Regions from separate parts of the Homo sapiens genome. Here all the other regions are linked to region 2. A link is a loop called in an ENCODE intact Hi-C map of the cell type or tissue named here. Cell type or tissue: mammary epithelial cell. All regions are shown on one strand. Each heading gives the region's core, and the rest is flanking DNA. Links, peaks and the distances in the headings are about the cores only.

The links. Hi-C counts contacts between places; a loop is a spot of excess contacts. Peaks named below come from ENCODE experiments on the same cell type or tissue, not always from the same donor. Only the 100,000 strongest peaks of a DNase experiment are listed, where the experiment ranks them.
Region 1: it touches region 2 in a loop (5-fold over the local background); 10 of 110 quality-filtered maps call a loop at or near these places.
Region 3: it touches region 2 in a loop (4-fold over the local background); 8 of 110 quality-filtered maps call a loop at or near these places.

Annotation. Positions count from the first base shown.
Region 1 is chr5:58,330,955-58,341,592 of GRCh38, reverse strand. No RefSeq gene overlaps it. Among named protein-coding and RNA genes, the nearest start is that of PLK2, 120 kb to the left of the region's middle. In mammary epithelial cell, for the core only: a CTCF peak has its summit at 5,869; no DNase peak of the experiment used is centred there.
Region 2 is chr5:58,447,805-58,458,442 of GRCh38, reverse strand. It overlaps PLK2 (polo like kinase 2), which reads left to right. Exons shown (of 14, transcript NM_006622.4): 4 at 1-44; 5 at 272-359; 6 at 860-955; 7 at 1,064-1,262; 8 at 1,351-1,498; 9 at 1,854-1,951; 10 at 2,288-2,417; 11 at 2,664-2,904; 12 at 3,029-3,158; 13 at 3,422-3,532; 14 at 3,669-4,461. The coding sequence ends at 3,860. Among named protein-coding and RNA genes, the nearest start is that of PLK2, 7.0 kb to the left of the region's middle. RefSeq lists a silencer at 67-361 and enhancers at 1,013-2,212, 8,038-8,207. In mammary epithelial cell, for the core only: no CTCF peak of the experiment used is centred there; DNase peaks (open chromatin) are centred at 5,952 and 6,362; H3K4me3 peaks cover 1,765 bases; H3K27ac peaks cover 3,983 bases.
Region 3 is chr5:58,109,061-58,119,698 of GRCh38, reverse strand. It overlaps LINC02101 (long intergenic non-protein coding RNA 2101), which reads left to right. Exons shown (of 5, transcript NR_104669.1): 2 at 1,190-1,228; 3 at 3,048-3,237; 4 at 3,722-3,860. Among named protein-coding and RNA genes, the nearest start is that of LINC02101, 8.0 kb to the left of the region's middle. In mammary epithelial cell, for the core only: no CTCF peak of the experiment used is centred there; a DNase peak (open chromatin) is centred at 5,188; H3K27ac peaks cover 412 bases.

The DNA of each region.
Region 1 (10,638 bases), core at 990-8,989, 120 kb after region 2:
ATCCCTTCTGACAATGTTTCAGAGTACCTACTTTTTCATAACCTTGCATCGGAGTTTTTGTTTTTAAATGTTTTTGCATTTTTCTTAGTCTAATAAATGAGAACTGGTATTTCAATATTGTATTTTTTATATTATTTTTATTGTAAGATTGAGCATATTTTGTATGGTTTGTATTTTGTTTGTCACATGCATTTCTTTTTCTGTGAGCTCTTTTACATTCAGTTTTGCTCATTTTGCTATTGATAGATTAGGTTTTTTCTTTCCCAAGTTTACCATTATCATTTTAACACATTTCATTTAGGCTTTTTGAACATCATTCTACCAATTGACGTTGCTCATTACCTTCATTTAGCAAAAATCATTGGTTATTCCTAGCCCTTGGTCTATTTTACCTTTCAGTAACATGGGGCACAGCTGACCACTCCCTCTGCTGGAAAGGCATTCTTCACTTAAATTCTTGCTTACCACATACTCCTGCTTATCCTGTCATCTCACTGCCCTTACTTCTCAATTTCTTGTGATTTATACATCTCCCCACCCTCTAAATGTGGGCATACCCCAGGATTCAGTCTAGTTACTCTCCCCCTGAAAGAGTGTGGTCAGTCTTGTGGCCTTAAATATCATCTATTGGCTGGTGAATCTCCAAGGTAGACCTTCTACCCTGAACCTCAACATCAGCTACCTGGCTACTTATTATCTCTGCTTGATGGTCTATAGGCATTTCAAAATTTACATATCTAAAATCCATGTTATTAACATATCTTAGAATCCTCCCTGTACCTGCATCTCCTGAGTCCTTTTCCCTCTTTCTAATAGCATAGGTAAAATATTTTACATTCATGTTTGACTCCCCTTCTTGTTCTCATAGCTATGTCTAATCTCTCAGCAAATTTTGTTGGCTATGTCTTCAAATTATATCCCGAATCTTTCCTCTCTTTATTATAATCTCCCTCCTGGGTTATTGCAAAATTCTCCTACCTGATCTCTTGGACTCTATCCTTCCTGCCCTTATATTTTATTCTAACACAATGGCCAGAGTGATCCTTCTAAAATATATGTCCAGTCATGTCACTCCTCTGTTCAAAGCAATGTAGTGATTTTGCATTTTATTTAAAATAGAATCTAAAACACTTATAATGGCTACAGATCTTATCAGATATGCCTATGTGTCCCCACCCAGGCCATCACTACACCTCACCACCTTTATTCTCGTTCCCTTTGGACCAACCATACCACCTCTGTACTGTTACTCTGGTAGACCAAGTATGTTTCCCCTCAAGGACGGTTGGTTTGCAATAGCAAACCTGAATGTTCTTATCCCTCACTTTCTTCACCAATTTCCTCAACTATCCCTTTATCAATAAGGCCTCCTCAGACTATCTCACTTAGCTATCTTATTTAAAATAACACATACCCATCTACCCATACTTCCATTTGCCTGGTAATCTCTATCCTCATTCTCTACTTTATTTTTCTCCACAGCACTTACAATTATCTGGTGTGCTATATGCTCTATCTGTTTGTTCATTTATTGTCCCTAGGTGCCGAAAAGAATATAAACTCCGTGATGATAAGAATTCTTATCTTGTTCATTATTGTCTTCCCGTTGCCCTAAAGGAATGGTTGGCTCCATGTTACTCCTCAAATACTTGTTGAATAAACCACTATGTGTACTAAACATTAGCATCCTCATTTTCTGCTAAGGAAGCTGAGACTCAGAGCTAAAGTAACTTCCCAAGGCCTTGTAGCTGGTAAATGAAGTCAGAATCTGTGTTCAAATGTATCAAACTCCAAAGCAGTCCCTCTTTCTTTGGTACTGTGTGGTCTCCCAAGAGGAGGGATTTCTATTTCCATTTTAATTTTGAGAAAATGGTTGGAATACAGGACAAATCTTCAGAGAATCTCGATTTTAGTCTTAGTTCCGTCAGTAAATAATGGTGAAATCTTGGGGAAGCAATTTAAGTTTTTTGATTCTCAATGATTGCTTTAATCATTGAAGGCAAGAAAAGTTTCTATAATCTCAGTCTTTCTTTCAGCAACCAAAGTGTATGACCAATGAGATCTACATCATGTTTAAGTGGATGATCTGTAGTATATTCAACTCTGCTTTAGTTATTAAGGTCAAAAAATGTAGAGAGATCTTAGGTTCATTTTGTTTTCTTTTGGCTTAAGTCCTTTGGTAAGTGAGATGTTAACATACCACAAAGGTTTCATTGTTTTTCTCCTGAAGCAAGAGGCATGACTGAGATGCAGCTTTCAAAAAGGATCTTGTTCCATATACTTGCCAATATTTGGTAGTCTTCCTGCCTACCCCAATGAAATAAGACATCATTTTATATTGCTGGCCTTTAGAAAAGCACTTTATGTTTAAGTAATTCTGCCAATAATGTTTGTGTATTGTCAAAAAGAAGCTTTAAATTTTTTTTTTGTTGTTTAAAAGCTAGGCATACAAGCACAGTGTAATAATTATAACCTGAAGAACTTCTCTAAGAATGTGGCATAAAGGTTAATAAAAAAACTGTAGAGTGGTGGGCACATGTAGGAACAGATTTGTTGGTCTATAAACAGTTATTAGATCCTTCCTCTTTCCCCAGGTCTCTACTCCGCTAGTTAAAAACAAAGAGATGCTCACAGAGAAATCTCAGGACTGACAAGCCAGTTCCTGTCACTGTCAGAGAGTGGCTTTTGGAATTGGAGTGCATTATGTGAGTTTTAAAGGAAATCAATCTCATTTGTAGTCTTTCCAGTTCTTTAATTAGAAAAGTAAGGAAAAAGAAAAAAAAACAAAACCAACAACAAACTGTCCTAGGTCCCTGGAACTAATAGTTGGCAGGAAGTAGTTATTGTTCTTGGAGCCAGTGCAAATGCCCGGGGGTCAGGTACAAAGCCAACTCCAAAATTTAACATATGTAGCACTAAGAGATCTTGTGGCAATTGTCACTTTTTTTGCTTTTAGAAAGGCATTTTCTTATTCAGTTTTCTCTTTTCAAGAGGGCTAGATAGGAGGCCATTCCTCACCTTAGTTTCTAAAGTCTTTTGTGTGATTTATCCAGAGTATAACTTTAGTTCTGGAATAATTTCTGGATGGACCTGCAGAGAAAACTTTCTCACTTGTCCACAGCAATGACACAGTAAGTTAGGAGGAGTCATATCACTTAAAATTAAGCTATAATGTTCTGTTTACATGCTGATGTCATTTCAATGTTATCAATGACATAGACTCTAAGGGTTCCAGTGATGGAGTTTTATGGATCACTGGTCAATTTATTTTAATCATTTTCTAGAATCCAAATGCAAACTTTAGTGTGCATCAAGATTGCTGAGTGGCCATTCAGAAACTGGGGCTTGGCCTCCAGAGAGGCTGATTTATTTGGTCTGGTATAGAGCCCAGGATTCTGCATTTAAACTAGCATCCTAGAGCTGAAGATCAAACTGGATGATTCTCATTGTCAGTTTCTTTCCCTGCGCTTGGCTTTTGAATTATTTTAGTGCCTGTGTCTGCTGATTTTTCTACTACCACTATCTATTTGTATGTCTTATAGTCGTTGGCCCTAATGAACAAGAGGTTTGGAAATACCTTTATCTCCCCCACAAATTTTAATAGGTCCAGATTTCTAAAATTTAACTTTCATTTTAAAATTAAAACACACCCAGGAGATTTAAATGCCAGTTGGTTATTATGCCACATTGTGAATTCCCTTTCTCCCTCCTTTTCTCCCTCCCTTCCTCCCATCTTCCCACCTACCAGTGTTTTTGTTGACATGCACATTGTTTCAGGACCCAGAGAAACAGTTCAACAGAATAGAAAGTGTTCCTAACTCCATGAACAACTTTTGAAAATACATGATTAAATAAAATATTTCACATAATTATAACTGATTTTTAAAAAACAAACCAATGGGATAGAGAGACTATCATTTAACTGGGATATACAGAAAGGAGTGCTTTCCTTGAGAAATATCTATTTTGGAGCAATAAGCACATCTAGGGAAGAGAGATGTGGGAAGAGTCATTTATATTTATCCACGTGTTAACAGTTTCTGGCACTCTTCGTTCCTTTGTACACCATTCCTTCGTACACCATTCCTTCATACTTCCATCTGGTATCATTTTCCTTCTGCCTGAAAGCCATCCTTCAGGTTTGTTGACAAATTTTTTAAGCTTTATCACGTTTGAAAAAGTTATTTTCCCTTTATTTTTGATATTTTTACTGGATATAGAATTCCAGGTTGTCATTTTTCCCCTAGTAATTTAAAGACTTTGCTCCACTGTCTTCTGACTTGCACTGCCTCCGATGATAAATCAACCATCATTCCTATCTTTATTTTTTTATGTGATCAACCATCATTCCTATCTTTGTTTTTTTATGTGATGTATCTTTTTTTCTCAAGCTGCTTTTAAGATTTTCTCTTTATTCTTATTTTGAACAATTTAATTATGATTTGCTTTGGTATAGTTTTCTCTAATGTCTTTTGTGCTTGGGGCTTTTTAAGCTTCTTGGATCTGCAGCTTTAAAGTTTCTATCACATCTAGACATTTCTTGGCCATTAATTCTTCAAATATTTTTCTGTCACAACTTCTCCAGTGGGGGTTCCCATGACAGGAAAATATTTGGTTGTTTGAAGATATCTCATAATCAACAGATGCTCTGCTTATTTGTTTTTTTCATCTTTTTTTAACTGTGTATTTTATTTTAAATAGTTTCTATCACTATGTCTTCAAGTTAATCAGTGTTTTATTATTCAAGGTCATTATCATATTTTAATCTCAGATATTATAGTTTTCATTTATTGAAGTTTCATTTGAACCTTTTTTATACCTTCCTTGTCTCTACTTAAATGCTCCCTCTTATCTAGAACATGTGGCATACGGTAATAATAACTTTTAACTTGTTTATTAATTCTGTAACCTGTGGTTTTTTTTTTTTTTTTTTTTTTTTTTTTTTTTTTTTTTTGAGACGGAGTCTCGCTCTGTCGCCCAGGTCGGACTGCGGACTGCAGTGGCGCAATCTCGGCTCACTGCAAGCTCCGCTTCCCGGGTTCACGCCATTCTCCTGCCTCAGCCTCCCGAGTAGCTGGGACTACAGGCGCCCGCCACCGCGCCCGGCTAATTTTTTGTATTTTTAGTAGAGACGGGGTTTCACCTTGTTAGCCAGGATGGTCTCGATCTCCTGACCTCATGATCCACCCGCCTCGGCCTCCCAAAGTGCTGGGATTACAGGCAACCTGTGGTTTTTTATGAGACTGTTTTATGACTCATTTATCTGCTCATTATGAGTTGTATTTTTCTGCTTCTTTGCATATCTGATAATTTTTTATTGGAGACCAAACATTATAAATGTTACTCTGCTGAGTGCTAGATATCTCTGTATTCTTTTATATTCTTAAACTTTTTTTCAGGGATGCAGTTATATAAAAACAGTTTAATTTTTTAATGTTTTGTTTTTAAATTTTGTAAGGTAGGACTAGATCTTTAGTCTATGGCTAATTTGCCCCAATATTGAGGCAATCAGTTCTCATTCATGTAAACCCTAGGTGCCCCCAATTCCCTCATACTCCCAGCTCCGTGTCCCCAGGGAAAGAGACCACCAAACTCTGCCTTTGACTGTGGCCTGTTGATTATAGAACTCACTTATTTGTTTCCCCTCTTTCACTGATGACTGTCCTTCACTGACTGTTATTCAATATCTAAAAATGATTTTATATATTGTGCCTGATTTATTACTTCACACAGAAGAATAAATAATCTGATACATCTTGACCAGAAATAAAAAAGAGTTCCCATACTTTTTATGAAGAGTCACAGGCATGCTTTGCACCCTGGCCATGCACAATTTATTTGACCAGAGACTTGCTGTTGCATCTAAGGTAGCCACCTATAGGCTGGCCAGGGAACAATGACTAATGTTTCCAAACCTCTTGTTTATTAGGGCCAACAACTATAAAACATACAAATAGATAGTGGTAGTAGAAGAATCAGCAGACACAGGCACTAAAATAATTCAAAAGCCAAGCACAGGGAAAGAAAGTGACAATCAGAATCTATGTGTCAGTAGAGGCAGTGGGTAAGAAAGAAGCAAGGAGTAGAGAAAAGGGGATAAGAGTGTTGGCAAGAGGAGCTTGAGTAGAAACAGAGAGAGAAATAAAAATTGAGAGAAGAGTCATGTGGAAGGCAGACTAGGGAGGCTGTCTATTGTGTTTTAAATCATTATCCCATTTTCCATAAAACTGGGCAATATTGCTTTGAAAGTTTTCAATGCTTCCTTATTTCCCTCTGACTCTTTCCAATAATCCTCATTACATCAGTCAGGTACCCTGACTCCCAACTCTGTTTCTAAAAGAGCTTAAAACCCAACTATTTTGTTGTTGTTGTTTTTACAGTGGTTGGTTGAAACATGAGGCAGGGTACCAGGTTTGTGCATACATTGGTTACCTGTTATAAAGCTATATAATAGGATTCATGTAATGGGGGATATAAATATTTACCCATTGCACTAAGTTATGGATGTCACTTCTCCTTTACTACAAACCACAGAGATAATTCTAAGGAAGGAGGGAAGGAAGGAAGGAAGGAAGGGAGGGAGGGAGGGAGGGAGGGAGGGAGGGAGGGAGGAAGGAAGGAACTGTTTCATGACAACTATCAGGATGTGATTGTTCAAGTGCATTAATTTTTCAGCTGGCAGCTCTCATGTCCCCTTCTCAGGGATGCTTCACCTCATCCCTCACTCTAAGTCAGATATCCTGTAATACACTCTGATGGTGCTCTGTACTTTTTCTCTCTGTATTTACCTCAATTATAATTGTATAGTGTTTCTCCCAAACTAGATGATAAGCAATAAAGGTAAGAACTCTATAAACATTTATTGAATTAATGAGTGAGTGCTTTCGTGCCATGGGAAAACGGAAACCATGTGACAGAAAGTGTTAGTTTTTCATCAAAATTTATTTCCATTTTATGATGGAGACACAAGACTTTATTCCTCAAGTCCCTGTAAGCATAGATGTGGCCATGTGAATGAAGCAAGTGAGGTGGGCCATTTCCATGCCTGCCTATTAAAATCTCCCACATGCACTTTTCCAGGTATTTTCCCCTTTTGATTGATTTGGATGATGACCTCTGACCCCACCCGCACTACTCTTACTCTCCTCCACTTTACCCCAAAGTTCAGGCAATGCCTGGATAGTCAGTTACAGACTTGCCAATTTCCAAGGGCTTTAAGTACTCATCTGGCAGACTGCAGGTGAATGAATCTGATAATTTCTTGTTACCTTTTTATCTATTCTGCTATTTGTATCACCACTGTTACTCAGAGGGAAACAATTCATTCTTGTTTGCAAAGGGATACATTGTCATGGCCTCTCAGAAATATGGCATCAGGCCCTCTGGAATAATCAAGCATTCTTTCTATTGGATAAAGTTGTATACTTCATGCCAACAGAGTCCCTGTGAGTATGACTACATAAAAATAAAAGATGGGAGATAACAATACTCATGCACATTCCCCAAATATGTTTTAAAACATAGCTTTGATAAGCTGGAGAGGGAACATTATACAGGAGTTGGTATTTGAGAGGGATTTTGACTTTCGATAGATACTTTATTGGTTAGGAGCTAAGTTTAACTGTATGTAACAGAAAAAAAACCTATGTAAAGTAGCCTCAAACAAGATAGAGTTTTATTTTTGTTTTTGCTGTTTTCCTCTTACACATTGAACATTATACACAAAAGTAATCCAGAGCCAGCCCAGTAGCTCAGGAATATCAGGGCCGAAGTTGCTCTGATGCTCTTGACCTGTCCTTTGTAGTTTGTTGCAATATGTTTAGTGCAGCTCCGGCCATCTCTTCTACATAATAGGTTACTGGATATTTGTGTTAATCTTATGAAACCAGTATTATTATCACTTTTATTTTCTTATGCATAGGAAATTAGTCGTGAAGCAGTTATATATTTTTTCCAAGAAAATATAGATAACAGTAGCAGACTTGGTAATCACTGCAGTTTGCCTTTTTAAACCATGCCATTGACCACTGCACTATATTGTCCTCTTATGTACTAGTCTTGACAAAGATGAAGAGAACTTAAGGTGATATTGAGGCAGGAGAATAGGGTCTGGAGGCAGGGATCGTAAGCCTGTTTCACGCCGACTTCCGATAACTAAATTGAAAGGAAAACCCTAACTTTCCACACCTGAGTAACAAAAGGACCAGAGGCCACCCCCTTTGACCTTTTCTGCCCAGCAGATAGGAAATTGACTGTGTGCAACTAATCAGACTGTTTGAGGGTGGAGTCTTCATTTGCATAAAAGTATAACTTTGTAACTTCACCCTAGCCTCTGATTGGTTGCTTTCTGCAACCAATCAGATGTTTACACAGGAGTGTGATCTTTGTAACTTCACTTCAGCCTCTGGTTGGCTGCTTTCTGCAACCAATCAGACTGCTTGCAGGCTACCACTTCATTTACATGAGGTGAGCATGAAGTGGCCAATGGGAAAGTTCTAGAGGGTATTTGAACCCAAGAAGATTCTGTATCCAGGCTCCTGAACTGCTGCTCAGGTCGCTCCCACACTGTGGAGTGTACTTTCGTTTTTAATAAATCCCTGCTTTCGTTCTTTTGTTGCTTCATTCTTTCTTTGCTTTGCTTGGTGTTTTGTCCAATTCTTTCTTCAAAATAGCAAGAACCTGGACAACTTGTGGCCACGACCCTTTACTGGTGACAATATTATGACAGAAGGGTGGATTGAAGTGGAAATAAAAGTTTCCACCTCTAACAGGAACACTATCTAGAGGATAGTTCATAGTGTTTGTCATTAAAGAAAACAAGCCAACAATTCAGAGATTAGAGAAAGACCAAAATAGGAAGTACTCAATTAGATTAAGATGTCCCTTTCCTTCAAAGCAAAATAGAGCAAAGATAAAGAAGGGGGACAAAACCCAAACTGTCCAAGGTAGTTAAACATTAGATGAAACACCTTTGCCATCTAATGTAAATGTCCTTTGCAAATTTTGTCTATACTCCCCGTCCAGTTCATAATTATTTATCATCAAAGATTTTTGTTCGTGTTTGTTTTCTCCCCAGCATTATTCAGGTATAATTGACAAATAAAATTGTACAAATTTAAGATGTACAATGTGATGATTTGGTATGTGTATATAATATAAAATGATTACCACCATCAAGTTAGTGAACATATCTGTCACCTCATCTAATACCTTTGTGTGTGTGTGGTGAGAAAATTTAAGATCTACTTTCTTAGCAAATTTCAAGTGCACTATACAATATTGTTACCTACAGTTACCATGCTATAAATTAGATCTCCAGAAAATATTCATCTTATAACCAAAAGTTAGCATCTTTTGATGAACATCTCCTCATTTCCCCACCTCTGCAGGCCCTGACAACCACCCTCTATCCTGTTTCTATGAGTTCAACATTTTTAGATTCCACACATAAGTGAGATAATGCAGTGTTTGCCTGTCTCTGTATGACTTATTTCATTTAGGGAGAGATCCATCTCCCTGGAAACTTGGATAGTCATGATCAATCTGGGTTGGTGCTTCTATTGGAAGTCCCTAGATACCCTGTACATTATTGCTGTGATGTCAGATTGGCACTGATGACACATTTGTTTTCAGTAGACTGGAAACTCTTGGAAAAAGAGTACAGTTGATCTTTGTATCTCTAATCAAGCATAACGCTTGACACACTCATGGGTTATGAAGCTGTTGATATAAAATAAGACAGGATGTTTCAGTTAGCTGTATGCAGGGATAACCCAAAGGGTTAATTTCAAATATTATGCATGGACAAAGTTTATTAGGTCAAAACATAAGTCTAGTACAAGGAAAAATACTGAAGACCAATGGGGAAAAAATTCACTTATTTTAGAATGACCCATTTTAATTATTTTGAAATTTGATCTCGACAATTTCATTGTTAACCTCCTGAGGGTGTCATTTTGATTCTGAAAATTATTATGCTTTGAAGTTAGATCTATTGCCACCTCAAATTCAGTTACTGATGTAAAAGGACAGGAAGAAAATTCAGTAAAATCATAGAAAAAATAAAACCCATTAGCCCCACCTTGCAGCCCATTTTACTGCAAATAGCAAAGTAACTCAAAAACCATGTCTTTTTGAGTATAATTTCATAGTGCATTTAAAGGAAAACTCATATGGAGATTATTCTCAAAATTCAAATTTAACATTTTTGAGAATCTTAACGCCACAAAGAAGAGGAATTTTATCAACTGAAGTAGCCAATCCGGCTTTTCTATTCCTTTATTTCCTATTCTAAACTTCTGTGCTACTTATCGCCTCATTTAACTTGTTAAGAAAAGATGGAGTACACAGTCAAAGAACTCTGCCATCCAAAGTAATTCACAGTTCTGCAGCAAGAGTACTTTCTGATCTCAGCAAGAGGCAAATCTGTGTAGCTGGGTGAATATGGGAGATGAATGATTGCTTAATATATTTTAATAGATCGTTGGTTGGCAACCTCATATACCAGGCTTTCTAAACTGGAGCACTGGAAGACTTGAGGAACAGTAGCTCTAGGTCATTGCAAAAGTAGAGTTGGTACTGAATCCACTTGATTTATAGCCTTTTGATACATTGTGAGAAGTTACTGCAGCAACAGAT
Region 2 (10,638 bases), core at 1,588-9,587:
ATACCTTCATGAACAAGAAATCTTGCACAGAGATCTCAAACTAGGTAAGTCATTGACGCCAAAAGCTGAGTTTTGTGTTAGAGTTCTTTTTTCTCTCTCTGTTTTTTTTTACATATTAATGTTCTTAATTGGGATCTCGTGTCTGCAATCTTGCTTTTGAATGGGCGACTTTCATATAACAATTGGCTGCCTGGCTCCAAAGTGGATGTGTGTGTACTTGGTTAGAACGCATTTTCAAAGGGATTCACATTTTGTTTTGTTTATCGTCTAGGGAACTTTTTTATTAATGAAGCCATGGAACTAAAAGTTGGGGACTTCGGTCTGGCAGCCAGGCTAGAACCCTTGGAACACAGAAGGAGGTAAGAGTCAGAAAGATGCATCCTAGTAGACTTTTGTGGAGACCAAATATGCCTTCATTATTTTGCATTTAATGTTTCAGAGGTCCGGTAATAAAATCTATAAATCATAGCAATGTTAATTTAAAGAAATACTTATTAAATGCCCACTATGGACTAGACAGAGCACCCTGTGCCTCTAAATTGATTATGAAAGCAGTCAATGAAGTCTTTTCTTGGCTTAAAATGTATAAAATGCCACGACGTCCCTGGCTTTAGTTGGTTAACAACACTTTGCATGTGGGCTAAAACAACGTGTGTGCATTTTTAAAAATTACCAAAACTCATTTGGTCAGATCTCAATTGAATTTTCAGATGCCAAAAGTCAAATGTTTCCAAATAGAAATTCAGTATAGATTTTAAGATTTTGTTTAAGATTTTGTCTCCCATCAAGTCATGTCAAGAGAACCAAGTTTAAGTAGTGGAATAGTTCCTAACACGATCTCAATATTTTGTCTTTCCAGAACGATATGTGGTACCCCAAATTATCTCTCTCCTGAAGTCCTCAACAAACAAGGACATGGCTGTGAATCAGACATTTGGGCCCTGGGCTGTGTAATGTAAGTAAATGCAGCAGAATAATTAAAAAGCAAATTCGGATTTAGATTTTAACACTTGAAAAGAGTTGCTTTATGACCATTGCTAAAGATGTGTTTCTTTGCACACAGGTATACAATGTTACTAGGGAGGCCCCCATTTGAAACTACAAATCTCAAAGAAACTTATAGGTGCATAAGGGAAGCAAGGTATACAATGCCGTCCTCATTGCTGGCTCCTGCCAAGCACTTAATTGCTAGTATGTTGTCCAAAAACCCAGAGGATCGTCCCAGTTTGGATGACATCATTCGACATGACTTTTTTTTGCAGGTTGGTGCACTATCTTTTTTTTTTAATTACCTGGTATTGATCCCAGTTACCTGACAGGTTACTGAAGGCTTTTTCTAATATTCCACAGGGCTTCACTCCGGACAGACTGTCTTCTAGCTGTTGTCATACAGTTCCAGATTTCCACTTATCAAGCCCAGCTAAGAATTTCTTTAAGAAAGCAGCTGCTGCTCTTTTTGGTGGCAAAAAAGACAAAGCAAGATATATTGACACACATAGTAAGTTAACAAGACTTCTTTTCCTTTTTCGTACCCAATATTATATTTAAATTTGGTAAATTAGTTAAAAGAGAATTTTATATTAGCATAACTTGGCCATATTTGCGTATTCTTAAATGTTGATATTTATAGCATAATAAATCCATACCTTGAATTGTGATTGATAGCTTTTTATTTTGCAAACACTAAAGAGGGCTTTTGGGGGTAGCTGCAGCTAAAGGCAAAGGTAAAATGCTATTTTTGCCCAGGATGCTCATAAGTTGGTCAATAATGCAAGAAGGAGAAAATATGACTAACCCTGTTCCTACCTTGTTAAGATAGACTAATGTTTGTAATTCTGTTTCTTGATATACAGATAGAGTGTCTAAAGAAGATGAAGACATCTACAAGCTTAGGCATGATTTGAAAAAGACTTCAATAACTCAGCAACCCAGCAAACACAGGACAGATGAGGTGTGTTGGGAAAGAGTAAAGTAGATACTCACGCTTTACGTTATTTCCACTCTTTATTAATTAGCACTTGGACTATGATTATCATGGTTCAAATATGTCATATTTACTTAAAGTTTTTCTTCAAACCCTTTGAAAGGGAAGTTAAAACTAAAAGGAAGTCTTTTAGTTTTACAGTGCATGCAAGTGAGTTTACTGCGTTATCTTTTATCTGGCTTGTGTCCATTGCTTTTTGATGAGCTTTCCCAGCAATTGCCTCACTCTCATCTTAATCTGGAATTCTCACCCTTAAATGAATTTAGATGCTTGACTCATTGCATAAATCTTCTCTCTTCTAAGGAGCTCCAGCCACCTACCACCACAGTTGCCAGGTCTGGAACACCCGCAGTAGAAAACAAGCAGCAGATTGGGGATGCTATTCGGATGATAGTCAGAGGGACTCTTGGCAGCTGTAGCAGCAGCAGTGAATGTAAGTGGTTGTCAATCGTATTTTAAATAATGAAACTCGAAATGCCAGTGCTAAATACATAATAATTTAAGTCAATTTACTTTGTAGCTTAATTTAACATAGAAGTAGTAAGATTACAGGAATTGGAAAATAATCTTGAGTTCTATGTCTTTCGAATTAATGGAGTGAAACTTAGCATCTACCAAAGCCTGAGGTTTTATTGCTAAAATATTGTATAACTTGAAACATTTCTGTCTGACTTTTCAGGCCTTGAAGACAGTACCATGGGAAGTGTTGCAGACACAGTGGCAAGGGTTCTTCGGGGATGTCTGGAAAACATGCCGGAAGCTGATTGCATTCCCAAAGAGCAGCTGAGCACATCATTTCAGTGGGTCACCAAATGGGTTGATTACTCTAACAAATATGGCTTTGGGTACCAGCTCTCAGACCACACCGTCGGTGTCCTTTTCAACAATGGTGCTCACATGAGCCTCCTTCCAGACAAAAAGTAAGTGTATCAATTAATGAAATCCTGTCAGTTCTCTAGTCTTGCACTAAAGAAATCTAAAAACAATGATTAACTGCTTCTATTTTTTTTTCCTCTTCTCTCCCTTTCGTTCCTGTTTTTATAGAACAGTTCACTATTACGCAGAGCTTGGCCAATGCTCAGTTTTCCCAGCAACAGATGCTCCTGAGCAATTTATTAGTCAAGTGACGGTGCTGAAATACTTTTCTCATTACATGGAGGAGAACCTCATGGATGTAAGTACTGTGGCTTTAGAGTGGTGACATTTGAAGTGTAGGCCACAAAGCAGTAGTGTCTGCATCACTTTGAAGCTTGTTAGAAACAGATTCTCCTGACCTACCGTTGGTGTACTGAATCAGAATCTCCGGGAGGTGGAGGCAGGGATTTCCAAAGCCATTCTGATGCTTGCTTAAGTTTGAGAGGATTTTCTTAGAATAATAATAGAGTGCATGCTACAAAATCTTTGTAGGCACTAACTCACTCTCCTAATCTCTTCCAGGGTGGAGATCTGCCTAGTGTTACTGATATTCGAAGACCTCGGCTCTACCTCCTTCAGTGGCTAAAATCTGATAAGGCCCTAATGATGCTCTTTAATGATGGCACCTTTCAGGTAAATGAACTCTTCAGGAAAGTGCACGTTTAGGTCCTAAACAGAAAGATTTGTACCTAGACAGTTTAGTGATTGACTGAACTTTTCTAATTCTCGAATATTTTGAGAGATCTAATGTCTATGTTTATTTTTTAAGGTGAATTTCTACCATGATCATACAAAAATCATCATCTGTAGCCAAAATGAAGAATACCTTCTCACCTACATCAATGAGGATAGGATATCTACAACTTTCAGGCTGACAACTCTGCTGATGTCTGGCTGTTCATCAGAATTAAAAAATCGAATGGAATATGCCCTGAACATGCTCTTACAAAGATGTAACTGAAAGACTTTTCGAATGGACCCTATGGGACTCCTCTTTTCCACTGTGAGATCTACAGGGAAGCCAAAAGAATGATCTAGAGTATGTTGAAGAAGATGGACATGTGGTGGTACGAAAACAATTCCCCTGTGGCCTGCTGGACTGGTTGGAACCAGAACAGGCTAAGGCATACAGTTCTTGACTTTGGACAATCCAAGAGTGAACCAGAATGCAGTTTTCCTTGAGATACCTGTTTTAAAAGGTTTTTCAGACAATTTTGCAGAAAGGTGCATTGATTCTTAAATTCTCTCTGTTGAGAGCATTTCAGCCAGAGGACTTTGGAACTGTGAATATACTTCCTGAAGGGGAGGGAGAAGGGAGGAAGCTCCCATGTTGTTTAAAGGCTGTAATTGGAGCAGCTTTTGGCTGCGTAACTGTGAACTATGGCCATATATAATTTTTTTTCATTAATTTTTGAAGATACTTGTGGCTGGAAAAGTGCATTCCTTGTTAATAAACTTTTTATTTATTACAGCCCAAAGAGCAGTATTTATTATCAAAATGTCTTTTTTTTTATGTTGACCATTTTAAACCGTTGGCAATAAAGAGTATGAAAACGCAGAAATAATGGTCTCCTGTCTTTAGTAGAACTCTTCACCACATCGTTACATTTTTTGATAAGATCGTGCCAAGCAGTGCCAAGAAGCCACTGAGTATAGAAGCATACTAGAGAGTTAGATCTTTAATTTTTTCTAACTACAGTTTCTAGGAAGTCTAATACCTGAAGTACAATCATAAACTTTCAGAGTAGATCTAGCTTAAGAACACCATTCTTCTTACAACCAAAATATAAGCCTCCTACAAAATCCAAACCCAATTTCTCTCTGTAGTATTTCTTCAAAACTTGTTTAGCTTGGAGGTGAAGCCAGATTAAATAGATCTCTGTTATTCAGTGTCAATAGGTACAGGAAGTTTATCTTAATATGGGCAAAACTCTGAATTAGAATACATGCACCACCTAAACATATTACTCAGCATAAACCTGCCTAAACACTTCCAGTGCCACTGGCAGTACTAGCACATAATTCCAGTAGTGAGAAATACTTTGTGAATAAGTCATTTTATTTTCCTTCTGGTGCATGGTAGTTGAGGAGTGGTATGGGAACCAAGTTGTGGTTTGGGGTCCATCTTTTAATCTATTAAATTAAGAGGTAAATTTGAGGTTTTCTTTTTCAGTGGGATCTACTCTTTGACAGGTGTAGTAAAGGAAAGCTGCTCATCCTGTTACTCTGAACTTACAGGCATCTGCATAAGATGTAAATATTTTTTGTTCAATTGTAATCCCACTATAAGGAAAATACTGTCCTATGAAAAGAAGTGCTTTGGTTTGTTAAGGCTGTGTTTACATTGTGGTCCTGTACAGCATAGTATAGAGATGCTAGTTGCACTTTTACATTTTTCTAAAATTGTTAAAACTCCACTTGGTATATTGTATTAATAAAAGCCAAATCCAGGGAATATGTTATGAGTATTTCACAACTCCTAGATTAACTCCTGCTGGCTGGAGTTCTCTGGCCATGTATACAAATTCAGTTGTATTTTTATAAGCAGAGAAGAAACAATAGTTTCCAAACAGAAAATGTTCCTTCCTTTTGAGTTTCACAGTGGAAGATTGTATACTACCTCATGATTTCAAAATACACACTTACCCATTCTTATATGTACTCAGCATCTGCTGTGTGCCACATCCAGGGCCTGGCATTGGAGACACAGAGTGAACCCGAGGCCCCCCTGCCCTCAAGGAAGTCACAATGGAGTGGAGGAGACAGTGCATTTACCTATTAGTGTGACAAGTGGTGTGATTTTACGATAAAGGTATGTACTGGGTGTTGTGGGAACTCAGCAGGAATCATGAGGAAGAAGCCCCAGGCATGGGCTGGGCTCAGTGAATAGATTCCAGAAAAGAAATTTGTTTTTACTGTGTTTGAAAGATGAGTGGGGGTTAAATAGAAATATGCGATAGGGAAGAGTGTTATAAGCAGTGGGAATAGCACGTATAGAAGCCCGGGGGATGAAAGAGTTCACAGAAGTGGGTGTGCAATCTGAAGTATTATAGGAAAAGGCTGGAAGACATGAATGGTGCAACCCATGGCTTTTAGGCTGCATTTTGAAGGCTATGCCAAACTACTGAGAAATTTCAAGGAGGAAAGTGACATAGTACTTCAGATTCCTAAAATTTATTCTGGGAGAAGAGGAGACGGGGTGGGGAACAAGATGGAAACGGCCCAAACAGTAAAGAAATTAATGCTGTGACTCAGGTGAGAAGGGACCTGAGACAATGAAAAGGAGCAAAAGAAGAGCTAGGCAGTACCTCATTTGGCCCTCCTGATTCATTTCAACGTTCCCAGTACTGAGCACCAGATCTGGTACTGGACAGTCAACTATCGAATGAGTAAATGAAGATTGATTTTGGAGGAACTTAGAAAGTTGATTTTAACAGGATCTAGAGCCCGGTTGAATGTGGTGCCTAAGAAAGTAGATGAGGTGCAGAAGGATTGGCTGAGGCAGTCAGTGGGGGACGGGTTGCATTCTTGGGCCATTAACTATAGTAAATTAGGAATATGGAAGGAAGAGCTTGATGGAAAAATATAGTGAGTTTTAGACATATCTAATCAGATTTGTATGAGGATGCCCACATAGGTCCAGTAAACAGTGGATATGCAGGTCTACATCTCAAGAGAAAGCAACATTTGGAAGTAACTAAGTTTTGGAAAACATCATGGGAGTGGATGAGAACACATAAGGATGGATTTCTGTCACCCCTTCTACCCAACTGCATTTCTGGGGGAGGAGTACAGAGGACATCTCCATAAAACATAACAGTGTTGATAAATCTTTGCCATGGGAGAAGGAGAATAAAAAATTCCCAAATAAATTACCCTTCCAAATAAGGGTACCCTGAATTCCACAAAAAACAACTGTAAAATAATAGATTTCTTTAATGAACACCTTTGATCCCCAGGAACGTTTCTCCATTAGCCCTCACAAATTCTAAAGATTTAATAGTTTTGTTGCATGTCTCGGCTATGGGGGAGGCTGAGGCAGGAGTGTCGCTTGAGCCCAGATGTTTGAGGTTGCAATAAGCTATGACCATGCCACTGCACTCTAGTCTGGGTGACAGAGGGAGACCCTGTTTCTTAAAAAATAAAATAACAGATACCCTCAACTAAACTTGGTGTGGCCATGACAGTGAACTTGATCTTAGGTTATTTAACATTTACGACTTTTATCTCTTAGTCCCATCAAGCCTTCAAGAACTATTTCTGAATGTAATCTCATGTCAGCTAGGGAAATCATACTCCAGTGGAAAAGCTTTGGAGTCAAATCTTGAGTCCAAATTTCTGTGCAACCACATGTTAATAATGCGATCATTAGTAAATACCTAATCTCTCTAAGCTTCTGTTTTCTCATCTGTGAAGATAAAACGATAATAAAACACTTGCACAACAAAGGTACTCAATAAGTATTTCTTCCTGTTCTTGTTCTGTTTTTTTTTCTGCCTCTTTCCACATCTGTAATGGCAGGGACCGTAATTATCTAGAAAAAAAAAAACTGTCTCATTCTTGTTTCTCCCACTTTCAGTTCTGTGTAAGTTGTGATCGAGTCTTCAGTTCTGTGTAAGTCGTGATCCAGTTGGGATCATTTTGGGACTTTCAGAGAGAAGGAATCTAATGGAGATTGTTGGTTATACAGATGATGGAAGAACTCGGTGGTGAGGCAACCCAGAGATTCACTGCAGCAGGAAGGCACTACTCTCCCAATGGCTAGAGAGACCCAGAGAAAACGTCATGTTACCAGAGCCCAGAACTGAGTCTTCTGGCAGAAACTAGAATCATGATGGTCACTGCTTACCAGGATTTTGAGATCATGGGACAAATGTCATCACTGCTTGAGATGACCCCTGTGCCTTTTTGGGTGAGAAAAAAGGGGGACAAAATATTTTGAATTCTTTCTTCCTCTTGGCCTCCAATCTCCCATTGACCAAATGAGCTGAAAGGCAGTCGAAAAAAATAGCCTTGGAAATACAGTTGTTAGGGTCATTGTAATATTGCAAAATAAAGCAGAAGAAGGGCAGAGAATGAATCTGAGCCTTAACCAGCATATTAACTGCCTACCTTTCTTTCTTAGTTTTTCTCTTCCACGAATTTTCTACCATTTCTACCTTCTCCTTCTCTTAAATACCAAAGTGACATAATTGCTAAGAGCTATAGTTAGCTAGGCAGCAAGATGATAGGCAGTAGAAGGTTGGAGAAGGAACAAAATTGCGTGGGTGGGCATGAAGAATGGAGTCATTCCTGCTTTAGGCCTCTGTGATTCGTAACATCTTCAGACCATTTTTGCCTTGTAGAGATTTTAATCTACTGAAAATAGGTGTGACTAAAAATGCATAGCTGCATCTCCATAAGGTACACAGAAAAACCAGTGTTGGTATTTTATGGCTATTCAATGCATGAGAGAATCAGTATATTTCTAAACCTTGTAACAAACTGTTGTATAAAAAGAAACCTGTAGATTCCACTTTGTTTTTCCTGACTTGGGAGAGACTCTGGTCTATATGTTTAGATTCATGCTTTGTTCTAGCCCTTCGTTATGTCTTATTAACTTTACTAATGGAAGGCATCTCTTTGTTTGAATTGCCACAATTTAATTATATTAGTGAACTCAAATTAAAACGGTAAATTTCCATATGCAGTGTTAGAAAATAATATCATGGTTCATCAATGTCTGGAATTCAACTGAATAGAATAAATAGATTTTGCTCTAGGATTAGCCTGATAATATGTTTATATGTAAAACAAAATTGATTTTAATGATTGCAGTACAAAAACTTCACTTCTAAGTTGAGTTAAATTAACAAACTCCTGATCTATCTCTGCTATGAAATACTAAATGATTAGATATTTTAGCCCAGCCATGCAAGTTGGAACACATTCTCTGTTCCAAGCCTATAAAAAAATTAGTACTGTAAGAAATCAGACAACAGACCTAGGCCAGGGGCGGTGGCTCATGCTTGTAATCTCAGCACTTTGGGAGGCAGGAGGATCACTTGAGACCAGGAGTTCAAGACCAGCTTGGGCAACACAGTGAGATCCCATCTCTACATAAAATTTAAGAATTAGCTGGACATGGTGGTCCATGCCTATAGTCCCAGCTACTTGAGAGTCTGAGGTGGGAGGATTGTTTGTGCTCAGGAGGTTAAGGCTGCAGTGAGCCATGATCACACCACTGCACTACAACCTGAGCGATAGGGCAAGACCCTGTTTCTATAAACAAACAGACAATAAATAAGCAACAGGCCTCAGTGAAATAACTAAAATTGTCTTTCTTTTATACCCCTTTGAAATCAGTGGCAGCAGGATGACCTTTAAACTTATGATCATATAGACATGTCAAAAGAGTTTCAATGAGACATAAATTTATTATGTGATTTATGTGATCCTACTAAATAGAAAAAATATGATAAGTACAGAACTATATGAATTTTGAAGAACTTTGGAGCTACATAGAAGATCTTTAAATATTTCAAGAGATAAAGAAATGCAAAATCCAAACGTGATAGGGTATTCTGGAGGGGAGTGCAGACAAAGAATTAGATAATAACATAACTACTGATATACTAATAAATGTTTAGCAGTCAGCTTTTTCAGAGGTGGCCAGAACCTTGATTTGTTTCATTTGCCAATTTCTGTGGTATAATTTCTTTTACCATGATGGACTTCTCACTACCAGAGTGATGTCGCTGAATGTGGAGTTGGAAAGAGATGCACAGCAGTACATCATTATAAAGTATTTCCAGCATATGGATGTAACAGACATAAATAACCTCAAGAAATAGATAATAATAAAATGTAAGGAAACAATTAGTGATGAGTTTAGAGTATTTATTGCCTTTGTTTTTAACATAATTTATTTAATTGTAAGTTTCTATAATTACATAATGGTTGTGTTAACAACTGGCTTGCACAATTCCTGAAATTTTAACAATCACTCCTCACGAAACTTTTAAAACCAGCTCCAACATAGCAATAATAATAATTTAAGCCTGGGGATGTGAACTATATGTGCTCTGAGAAGAAGGACATCACTCCTATATTCTGAATAATTAATAGGGCTTGGTATATTCTTTTAACATCTCAGACGGCACTGCAGTAAATATCCCGGTCTACAGCTGTGGTTGTGTATATAAAATCTCAGCCAGCCTAGGTTACAAACAAAAAGTTTAATTTAGATAGCATAATAGCTTCTTTAGCGAAGTACCATTTCATCTTAAGAAGACTTAGTTAAGTATTTAAGATAATCTGAATGATTGAATTGATAATTGTTGTTACAGAAAGAATCTCTATATTTAACCCTAACATTGAAACTGTGTGTTAATACTTCACATATAGTAATGTATTAGTATTATAATCCCAATTAAAAACTGAAATTTAAGTAACTGATATTGCCTTAGAAATTTAAGCTGAAGGCTTGTGACATTTAAATTTGGTATTATAATATATGATAAATTTATCATCTTTTAAGCTTAATTTACTCAATTTATAAGAATGTTTATATACTTAAGAATACTTGTTATAGCAGACAATTGCAAAACAGTATTTAAAAAGGAAGTCAAGTATATTATAAATGCAATATAAAATAGTAAAGGGAAAGTTATTAAGTTTTAACTGGGATCCTATAATACAGTCCTCTTAAAGTCTTTTGTTGAGATATAAAAACAGAATGTAAATTTTTAAAATTAAAC
Region 3 (10,638 bases), core at 1,245-9,244, 340 kb after region 2:
TAAGGTATGCATATTTTAGCTTGAAATCACTGAAGTGGCACAGCAGTGGCCCTAATGACCCCAAGCCTAATATATTGGAAGAAAAATCCCAAGTGAGTCTTAATTAAGTGAACCACTAAGTAAAGCATACTAAGACAATACTAATTGCACTGATAAACATAAGCAGTGTGAACAGGAAGTACATAGATACACTTGTTAGGGTTTTATTCATATTTGAAAAAAAAAGGAAAGAAAAAGAAAAGAAAACTTTACATTTTTTTCATGAGGTCATCTTCAGTGGTTTATTTCAAAGATGCTGCACAAATTCCAAATAAAGATAAGATGAACTGAGATGGAATAAAAGTAAACACTTCCTCAGCATATTAGGTTATTTTTAAACTCTTCAGAGTGGACTTTATTTTATTTTAATCCCATTTTCCCAGAAAGAATTTCTTAACTGAACGAAACAAACCACAAGAGGACTATCTGGTTGTGCGACTACCCATATTTAAGGTTGACCTTTTTGAAGTCTAAAGTCAAGTCAGTTTTTTCTCCCATACCTTCTGCTTTGCTGTTGCTTATTTTTAAAAGTACTGTACTGCTAAAGTCAATAGCTGGTCCTCTTCTCATACACTTTTTAAAAATTGAAAATATATGAGAAAGAGTAATTTCAATTTGAGCATTTATTTTATTGAGGGCTGTGTAGAAGCCTGCTGAAAAATTACTTCTCTAATAGTAAGTAACTCTTTAATTCCTATTATTATGATTTTTAAATAAATTAGCCAGTTGGAAGAACTAGGTGATAGACATATAAGGCAAAAACTTGCTGGTGAGAACAGCATCCCGACTTCTATACTGTCAAGCTACTTAACAGTGAAAAGACCAGTCTCTACACTGGCATTGGGATGTAAGATGTGTTCATTGTTTTCCAGTAACTCTTAGTCTCGAAGGGAAGACAGACATGACTTTAAAAATTACAGTAAATGCTAATAATGCTATGAAGGACAGACATAAACAAAGCACAGTGAGAGAAAGAAAGAGGAGCTGCTAGCTTTTCCTCTAGGACTTGGCAGAGGGTTTCCTAAAAGAGGTGAAGCACTGTAAGAAAGCACACAAGAGACATGGAGGGCTTCTGGGAGAGATGGTATTTGAGCTAGGACTTGAAGGATGAACAACAATTTGCCAAAACCTGCTCTTCCTTCTTTTTCAGGTTAGTCACAACTGAATCTTTCAGAGGAGGAAAGAGCAGGTATGCAAAGTCAAGCAGTTAGGATGCATTCAATGTGTTTAAAGAGTAGATGTTCAACATGACTAGACTGTACATTTGTGTCTGTGGGTCATTTAGAAGATCTGATGGGAGAAACAACAGGACTGGTGGGATACGGGGCTTAAAAGATTTGTGGAAATTAAGCTATGAAGACGTGAGTAAGCCATATTGTGGGTTTGGATTTGATTTCATATATGATAGCTGTTTGAGATTTTCAGCAATGGGGTGATATGATCATATTTGTTTTTATAAAAGTTACCACATTTAAGTAGTAGGTGAGCAGTATGATGGATGAGACCATAGTTTCTGGAAGATCATTTAGGATATTACCACAATTGTATACACATATTGATTCTCCAGTACTGGTGGCAGAAAGCATGATCACCAAATTGGTGTATTACAGATACATACAGGGAAATATTTCCCAGTGTGAATTCCAATACTTTAGAAGAGACTTTGATTCTCTGATTGGCCCAGTTTGGATCCAGTGTCCACCCATGTAACAATTAGTTGTGGCCAGGAAGCAGGGTCATATGGTGGGAGAAAGGCTTATCAGAATTCTACTTCTGCAGCACAGCAATGGGGGCCTCAGAGGAAGGGACATTGTTGTGATCTGGGAAGACAACTCAGTAGCTTTCCACTGGGGAGTACAGATAATATATTTTGTTTGAGGCACATTATTCAGCTCTTAATGGTTGTAATTTAACCTGAGCTTGGCGTCAGATGCAATCAGAACAGACAGACACCGATTGTCTTCAAATATTTGAAGATGCAGTAGCCTTGGTGATAATGTTTAGTTCTCCACTGAAGGTGAAAGATAACATCTTTTAGAAATCTGGAAATAGATGGCTTCCAGGAAGTTTCAGTATTATGTTTCAAAAAAAGCAATCCATCTTCCTCCTTTGCTTTTCTCTGAGAGTGAAGAGGTACTCTACCTTCCTAAAAGCATTTTTAAAAATCTGTAGCTTGGAATAGCAACTGGGAAATAAATTTAAGAAACTTACTTTATAAACTACTGGTTTTTACTGCAGTTTTTTATTGTCTACACGGTCAAGAGTTTATGCTGATATCAAAAGTTTGGCTAGAGTTGTGTTTGCTTGAACCTCTGCAGGCTTAGGTTCCTAGGATCAAAATGAATTTATCTTAACTGAGTGCATTATTTCTTTTACCCTCTGATCCTGATTAAGATTTTCAGTAGTGTGTGAGTTTCCCACACATGGATTATTTAGCTTGGGGACTGTTTAATATTTTTTAAATCCTAGGTTTATTTCCCTCATTCTCTCAGACAAATTTTGGGTTGCACCCATCCAGCCCCTTCATCCACACCTGTGGGATATATTTCGGAAAAAAAAGGCTAAATAAGGACAAGTAAAAAGATAAATAAGGACAAGAAAAAGATAAATATCCATCCCACTCTACCCTTCCAAAGCTCTACCTAATCCATTCCAAAGAAAAAATGTGAAAAGTGGGTTATTTCGGAATAACCACATTAGAGAAATCTTTTTAGCTTTCAAAATTGAGTTCCTTACTATGAAAATTCATGTATAAAACCAAGAGCTCTAATAATTTTCAAGACAAGTGCAATCTTAGACATTTTAGATAACAGCATTATTTTCTGCGCATAAATAGCATGTGTGGGTAACCCTCAGTGTATGTGGGTTGAAGGAATCAAAGGAATCAAACAGTTGCATCTTATGCTATTGGTGCCTAGTATACTCGAGATCTGCACAAATGAAGCCTCAGTTTATACCCTAAGCATAAGCATGTCTTCCCCACAAAAGATTTTAAACCTTCTTTCCAGACACTAGGCACAGAACAAAGAGCAAATGAAACAGGAACTGTGGAATAACACTGTGTTCCCAAAGAAAACATAACTGCCATAGATCACAGAATGAAAGCCCCAGAGCACGCAGCAGAGAAGTCCAGCAACAGGAGTCAACATTTACAGAAAACCCTGTAGGAAGACTGTGGCACTACCAACTGATCAACATGTAGGTACTTTAAAACTACTTTTAAACAAGGAAATCGTAATCAAGTTATGAGACCTAGGAATCAGAATCCTGAGGCAGGAAGCAGGTACCTTAGTGTACATAACATATTCCAGCTAAAATGTGGAATTCAGGCTGGATCACGATGGATTAGCAGACATAAACAGTGCCTTATTAGAATCATAACCTACTGTAAATCTTCTATATTTCGTTTACTATAACATACAGAATAACATTAGAGGGATTCAATTACAGGGTCTGGGCTGTCATTCTCCACAAGTTTAATTGCCTTCTTCAAAAATTCACAGGTTAATTCTTAAAGAGTTATGAAAGTTGATTGAGTGAAGAGACCCTGACTTACTCCTTGCCTGTATTCTTGCATGTGGTATGGACAGAAAGAAACTTAGAGCTGAACAGAATGCCTAGCACCTGTTTGGTGCTCAAGTGAACAGATTCACTTAATCTCCCTGGATAACTTTGTTCTTAGGTTACAGAACTCATTTTATACTGCAGCCAGGCTGAGGAGGGCCCATCACCTGCACATAAATATTTGGACAGTGGCGACAACTTGAAGACAGCTAGCTGCAGAGTGATATTCCAGAATAAGAGTTTTGAAGCTCCAGATGGTGAGAGATTATTGTGTTTATAAGTGTAACTGGGGGATAAAAAAAAGTTTTCAAATTGTAGAGGCAATCTCTAGGTGCTGAAGGAGTATAGACTCTCCCATGAATTGAAGGTTAGTTCAGGAAAGTTCTTTATTCTAAGTCTGGAGATGCCTTCAAATCAGAGCAGCGTAGAAGAAAAGGGTAAGTCTGGAGTTCCTGGGAAAGTCTGGTGCACAGACAGAGAGAAAGGACATGGCTTTCTTGGAGAGCATGTGAGCTGATAGACTAGCTCTTAGAGTGAACACAGTAAATACCAATAAGATTGAACCAACTAGGAAAGACCCAGTGAACAAAAGGGTCCTCTGATGGGAAGAGCTAGTGGACAACTGGAGGAGAGGAGGGGCAGAAACAAAGAGGGCCTGGAGAGGGTAAGCAACTCCTTAAAGACCAATCAAATTACATTAAATGATGAATGATGAGATGAAGAGTGTGCTGTAAATAGAGGGCCAGGAACTAACATTAACTGACAGTCAACAATAAGCACATGAAAAGCATGTTATATATTCATCTCATTTGATTATCACCACAGCTGGAAAAATAGAACAGATTAAGCAACTTACAGGCATCAAGTCCCTAATAGGTGCAATGTAGCAAGAATAACCCAAAAGAAGTAGACAAATTATAGATGCTTGAGTCACATTTATAAGGGTATCAATCAGAGTTCTGCCAGAAAACAGATGACACCTTCAAATGGGGAAGTGTGTAGAGAATTTAACAAGGAGACTATTCACAGAGATGTGGGCAGACATAAAAAAACAATAGAGAATACCGCAGTACTCCAAAACTAGTAACAGAAAGGAGCATTTTTCACCCAGAACCTAAATGGCACTTAAAGAGGGTATGGATCCTGGAATATGGAGATTTTCTGATACCGAGAGGGCCGCTTTGTCAGGTGTTGTGACCTTTGGGAGCGTGAGGCAGCCAATCTGCAATGACTGCATAGGAAACAGCCTGAGATATACAGACCGTGTCCTCACTTCTCTCCCTTCTTTGATCTCTCATTAATGCCTCTCCCCACCCCTCTCATTGCCTAAACTCACCTGGAAACCGAAGGACAAAGAGCTTGCTGAAGGAATCCATGCATCCTCCCTAATGGGGCAGAGGACAGGGAGGAGAGGGCGACACAGGAAATCTGGAGGAGAAAATTGGAGCTTCCCAGCCCAGGGAGTCGATCACTTCTGACCACATAAGTCAGTGGTTCTCAAGATTTCGGGGCAGAAGAACAATCTGAGTTTTTAAAAGATGCATATGCTTGAGTCAGCTTCCCACACATTCCAGATATTCTGATTCATTAGGCCTGGGATAAGACTCATGAATCTACTTCTTCAACAGTGACAGTTACTAAGCAGGTATTCATTGGATCAGACTATGAGAAACACCTCCTTGAGTAGAGAAAGAGAGTCTCTCTTTGTAGCCAAGTTGGCCTTTGGGAGCCAACTTTCACATCATGGTGTTCTGTTTAGGGAATTCCTGGCAGGGGGAGGGGTCCTAGCATCATGTAGTATCATGATTACCCAACTTCTATCTATCTGTCTGTCTATCTATCTATCTATCTATCTATCTATCTATCTATCTATCTATACATATCATCTATCTATCTATCTATCTATCTATCTATCTATCTATCTATCTATCATCTATCATCTATGTACCTGCCTATCTATGTATCATATATCTATCAATACAGGCTTTGACGTTAGTCACAAATGAGCTTGAATTCTACTTAAAATATGTGATCTTAATCTCTCTAAGCCTCAGTTTCCTTCTCTCAAAATAGAGTGATGAGACCTACTTCATAGGGCTGCAATGAGGACTGTATGTGATTAAATGTAAAAAAAAATAAAAAATAATAACTAGCATAATCTTTGGCACAGAGTAAATCTACAATTATTGATATCTATGGCATTATCATTATTAGTCTATTATCGCTTCGCATTGCTTTGTTGCAATCTGTGTTCTATGTTAACATTAAATGTGGTATTCAGAGTCAAAGCAGGAATCAAAACTTGATGGAGAAGACTATGTGCACTTTACTCATTTTTAATAACGCAAATAATGATTTCGTCTTGGTACCTAGAAGCTTTTGATGTAAATGCAGGGGAGAAATGGCAAGATCAGCAAGAGGAAAGAGACCTAGTTTACTTTCCTTTGTCCATTATCTATTCAAAGACAATGGAAACAATAGACAGAGCAGCCTTCTAATAAGCTGGGGGATTAAAAAATCTTTTCAGAAAAAAAGCTGTAAAATTCGTTCATGAGATCATTTTTATGAGAATTGACTTGTTTAGCTTAAGGAATGTTTAGAACCAGGGCCCTGCCAGAGTTTGTGTGCAGAACACTATCGAAACGTTTCCTGTATAGTTAGTAAACAATAAGTCCTATTGTTTTGTTGGAGTTCAGGTGGCCCCAAGTTTGGGGGTGGGGTCTCTAAATCTCTTCCTAGCTCCTTCCTATTCCCGCTACGCTTAGTTTCAGAAATGCTGGAACATACCCTCGAAGCAACCACTGAAGCCCTTCCAGCAGAGGAACCGCAGAACTCAAAAATCCTAGCTGTAGGTTGGGTCCACACTACTAGGGAGACCTCCAGCCCAGAAAGCAGCTTGGCGATAAGACGGAAGAATGAAGGAGCTCCAGTTTTGAAGCAGGGTTGTTTTTTGTTTGTTTGTTTGTTTTTATTTTTATTTTTTTCCTCCCTTTAGAGTAGAGAGATTAGGGCTGAGCAGCTTGGACATTGGACCAGATGGAAAGGTGGGTTTTTTTTGTGTGTGTGTTTTTTTTTAAGACAGAGTCTCGGCCCTGTCGCCCAGGCTGGAGTGCAGTGGCACAATCTCAGCTCACTGCAACCTCTGCGTCCCAGGTTCAAGCTATTCTTCTGCCTCAGCCTCCCAACTAGCTGGGACTGCAGGCATGCGCCACCATGCCCAGCTCCTTTTTGTATTTTTAGTAGAGACGGAGTTTCACCATGTTGGCCAGGATGAGGTGGGCATTTTTATAGGATTCATTCCCCAATAGTATAAAACCTAAAGACAGTAAAAACACAAAGTTGTCAGAGATTTGCCATATTTTCAGGTATTAAAGGAAAAGAATAAAGTGTTTAGGAAAAATCTTGAAGCAGAAAAGAATAAATGGGATTTAAGATGAATTGTTTAGCCCGTCTGCCATAATTTAAAGCAGTTTTTCTTCAAGTGGGGGTGATTTTGTCCCTGAGGGGACATTTGGCCATGTCTGGAGACATTTTTAGTTGTCTCAGCTTGGGGAAGGAGGTGTACATGACATCTATTCTATATAGGCCAGGGATGCTACTAAACCTCTTCTAGTGTTGCACAGCAAAGAATCCTCAAATTCAAAATTCCTATAGGGTCAAGTATTTCCACACATTCTAACTTGCTGTTTCAAGTCTTAGCAAGCCTCAGAATTTCACCAAATTATTTGGGTATCTAGACAGACTCTGATTAACATTCATAGTTACATATACTAGGAAGAGTTTTATTATGGCCTTGTGACACCGAATGTTGAGAATTATTTAAGCCATCATTTACCTAATGCCACTTTATCTTGAGGGACTTTGATAGTTAATGGCCAAGTTCATTCTCAGAATAGTAAAACTTCCAGAACAAAAAGAAGTTTTGCTAGGCACAACTAAAGCAGTTTCTTTGTCTAAGATTTCTTAGACCCAAGTAAATGGTATCAGAGCATTAATATGTGTGGAAGGAAGGGAGGTCTGTGGTGTGATACTGTAGCAAAAACAGGAGAAATTATTTATTTTTTAAAATTAATTATATTTTAAGCACCATACAAGGTCATTTAGAGTAACTAGATAAATATTTAATCAGCTTCTGTTTTTCTTTTTTTGTCACACACATAAGCTAGGGTATTGAAAGTATCTTCTGGATTGCCAATTTGCTAAGGGTAAGAAAGACTTCCTTTATATTTTGGCCCATCTCCTTCAAAGTGTTCTGTTAATAGATTTTTCTTCTGCCTTTGGGGAAACTTTCCACTTTAGGAAATACTTTTTGATATGAACTTGGTTGAAATTTACCTTGGCCACTACTCCTTCCTTGTGGCATAGTAACAACTTTTACATTTTAATATTTGGACTTGAACATTCAAATTGGTAGGAAAAACCCTACCCAGCCTCTCCATGCCTTTGGAGGATATTAGTATATATTTCACATAATGGGCTTCATCTCTTATTGAAGCTTTTAGATCCAAGAGAGGAAGGGCATGGTAAGAAAATTAGAAGTTGTTACTGTCAGAGAGATCATTGAATTGGTAAAGATTCATGAAATTAGCCAGGTAAAATGTAAAGCCCTAGCCTCAGTTCTGTTTGTATTGCAGTTTCCCCTAAATTGCAATTTTTTAGAGACAAGAAAAACTATAATAGAGGATACAGCTTAATTATGAATGACTTCAATTGAGCTGTCTCTACTTGAATATAGTATTAAAAAAATTAAAATCTATTGAAAACTATGAACTTGAAATTATTCACAATGCTTTTGCTTTACTTGGTTAAGATTTTGTCTTAGAAAGCTATCATCGAGGTAATGTGTTCTCTATGACCCTACTTAGAAAAAAAATTCTCTCTCTCTACAAATATATACACATATATATACACACATATACATATATCATACATATATATTAAAATTTATGCATATCTTTTTATATTAAAATGCTATCCTATTTTAAAGTAAATTAGTTAACTGGCTAATTTTCAGCTATTTGGAAAGTGACAAATTGATCATGAGAAAGCTAAAATGACAAATTCAAAATGGCTAAATTCATATAGTTATTGAGCTTTCAACTGACATCTACTAGTCCTAACTTTTTAAACAGAGGGACAAGACTGACAGTGACTATGTTGACCCTTAGTGGTCTCTAGCTATGATATCTGGGTAATGAGGAATTATTTAGGGTTGTAGTTTTTTCTTCCAGTTTTCCAATCCTACCCATCGCCATTGTATTTCAAGCTTGAAAGATCAAGGCTGTTTTCATGGTAGATTTCAAGTTCTGCCTGCCTGGGATTCATCTCCTGGCCAATATAATTGAGGATGCCATTTCCAACCCTGCTCAGTGCTTTTCATTCTTTTCATTGACCTTTAAAAAATAATCATAAACTCAACATTCACTGGGAGACTCAGGCTACACCATGGTTTACTCTTTTTTTAATAAAGATGTGCAGAAAGTCTACTCTTGGCAAAAGATTTAGCACTCACTTCTGAAGGACTTTTTCTGGGGTTTTTTGTTATTATCTGAGGGGAACAGTCAGTAGTGTAGATTCAAGAATAGGCAAGAGAAATAGACTCTGGTCAAGTACATATGAGACTGGAACATCTCCAGACTAGAGTAGAAAAATCTAATAAAAATTGTTTTATTATTTGGTGTATTTTTCACATATTCCATTTACAGAAGTAGAAATTAGGCTTAAAATAATGAGGAAAAACAAACACAAAATACCATGAATAAAGAGGTTTTTTTTTTTCATTTTCCTTAGACATGTTATTTTAAACTCAGCCTTCACTAAATAAAGGTGAATTTTTAATTCTATACTATAACATGAAAAAGTTTAACTTGATTTTCTGTGGTAATAGGCCAAGAGAAGATGTTTATAGCTAAAATCAGTGCTCTTGATCACACCTTTTGCACATGATAGAAAAGCAACAATCTGGATCAGTAGACTATAATTCACTTTCCTTCCTCTCACTCATCCTTTTGTGGGGAGGCTCCAAAGAGATGAAAAAAACAAAGATCGGGCAGATGAAAAAAAGAGGTAGGAGAAGTAAAAGGAGGCCAGATGGTCCGTGGAATGAACTAACTCTACTCATCGTTTCTGAAGAGCCGGCTGTGCTAATATGTGGATATCCACTAAAGGTGCTACGAAGGGCAGAGGGAATGTGTTCCTTTAAAAACACAGTAGAGGATGTGTAATCTGATAAGAGTGGTTCTCAAATGGAATTATTTTTAATAAGTAAGAAGTTGTTATTTTCTGGGAGACACTAAAATGTCAGGTCAGTATCATTCCAGACAGACAGAAAGTGAATCCTGCTATAAAGCTGCAAATCCCACAGCATAACCTCCAGCGTTTCCTCCTCTCCCCTACTTCTCTCCTTTCACCAGTTCCCTTTCAAGTCCTTTGATATCAAACCCTGCACATAAAGCCATAAACCTGTTCACCTGTGTTTCTCTCTTCCCCTTATGCTGATATTAGCTTGTTTACCCCGGTTCTGAGTTTCATTTACATTTCCTATTGCATAAAACATGAGCCAAGTAAAAACTGATCCACCTGTGCGTTATGTAGAAAGAGGCAAATTGGAAATCAATGAGCCAGAAACATTTCAAAATAAAATAATCTTAAGGGCTAGACTTTTAACATGCTATCCAGAAGCCCTGAATGTATCATAAAATAACACAACACAGGTCAACTATACGTACAGAAATCAGAATCCTTTGCTGGACTTTATAGATGATTTGGTGCACTTGTTACTAGCCTTCTTGGGTCAAAGACACATTGGAGGACCTCAGAAAAGGCAAGGAAATTCCATTTTGAAGAAAACATAAGACTGCCTGACACAACAATGTGCATACAATTTCAGAACATTAATGGAGGCCTTAGAGCTCATTCACAGATCTATGCTAAGGGCTCCAGAACTCCCCCAGTCCCCTCGGTGTGTGTGAATGACTAAGTCAAATCCAAAGTCAGAGCAGCTTGCAGCATAAACTGGCCTCCAGGTTCCCAGTC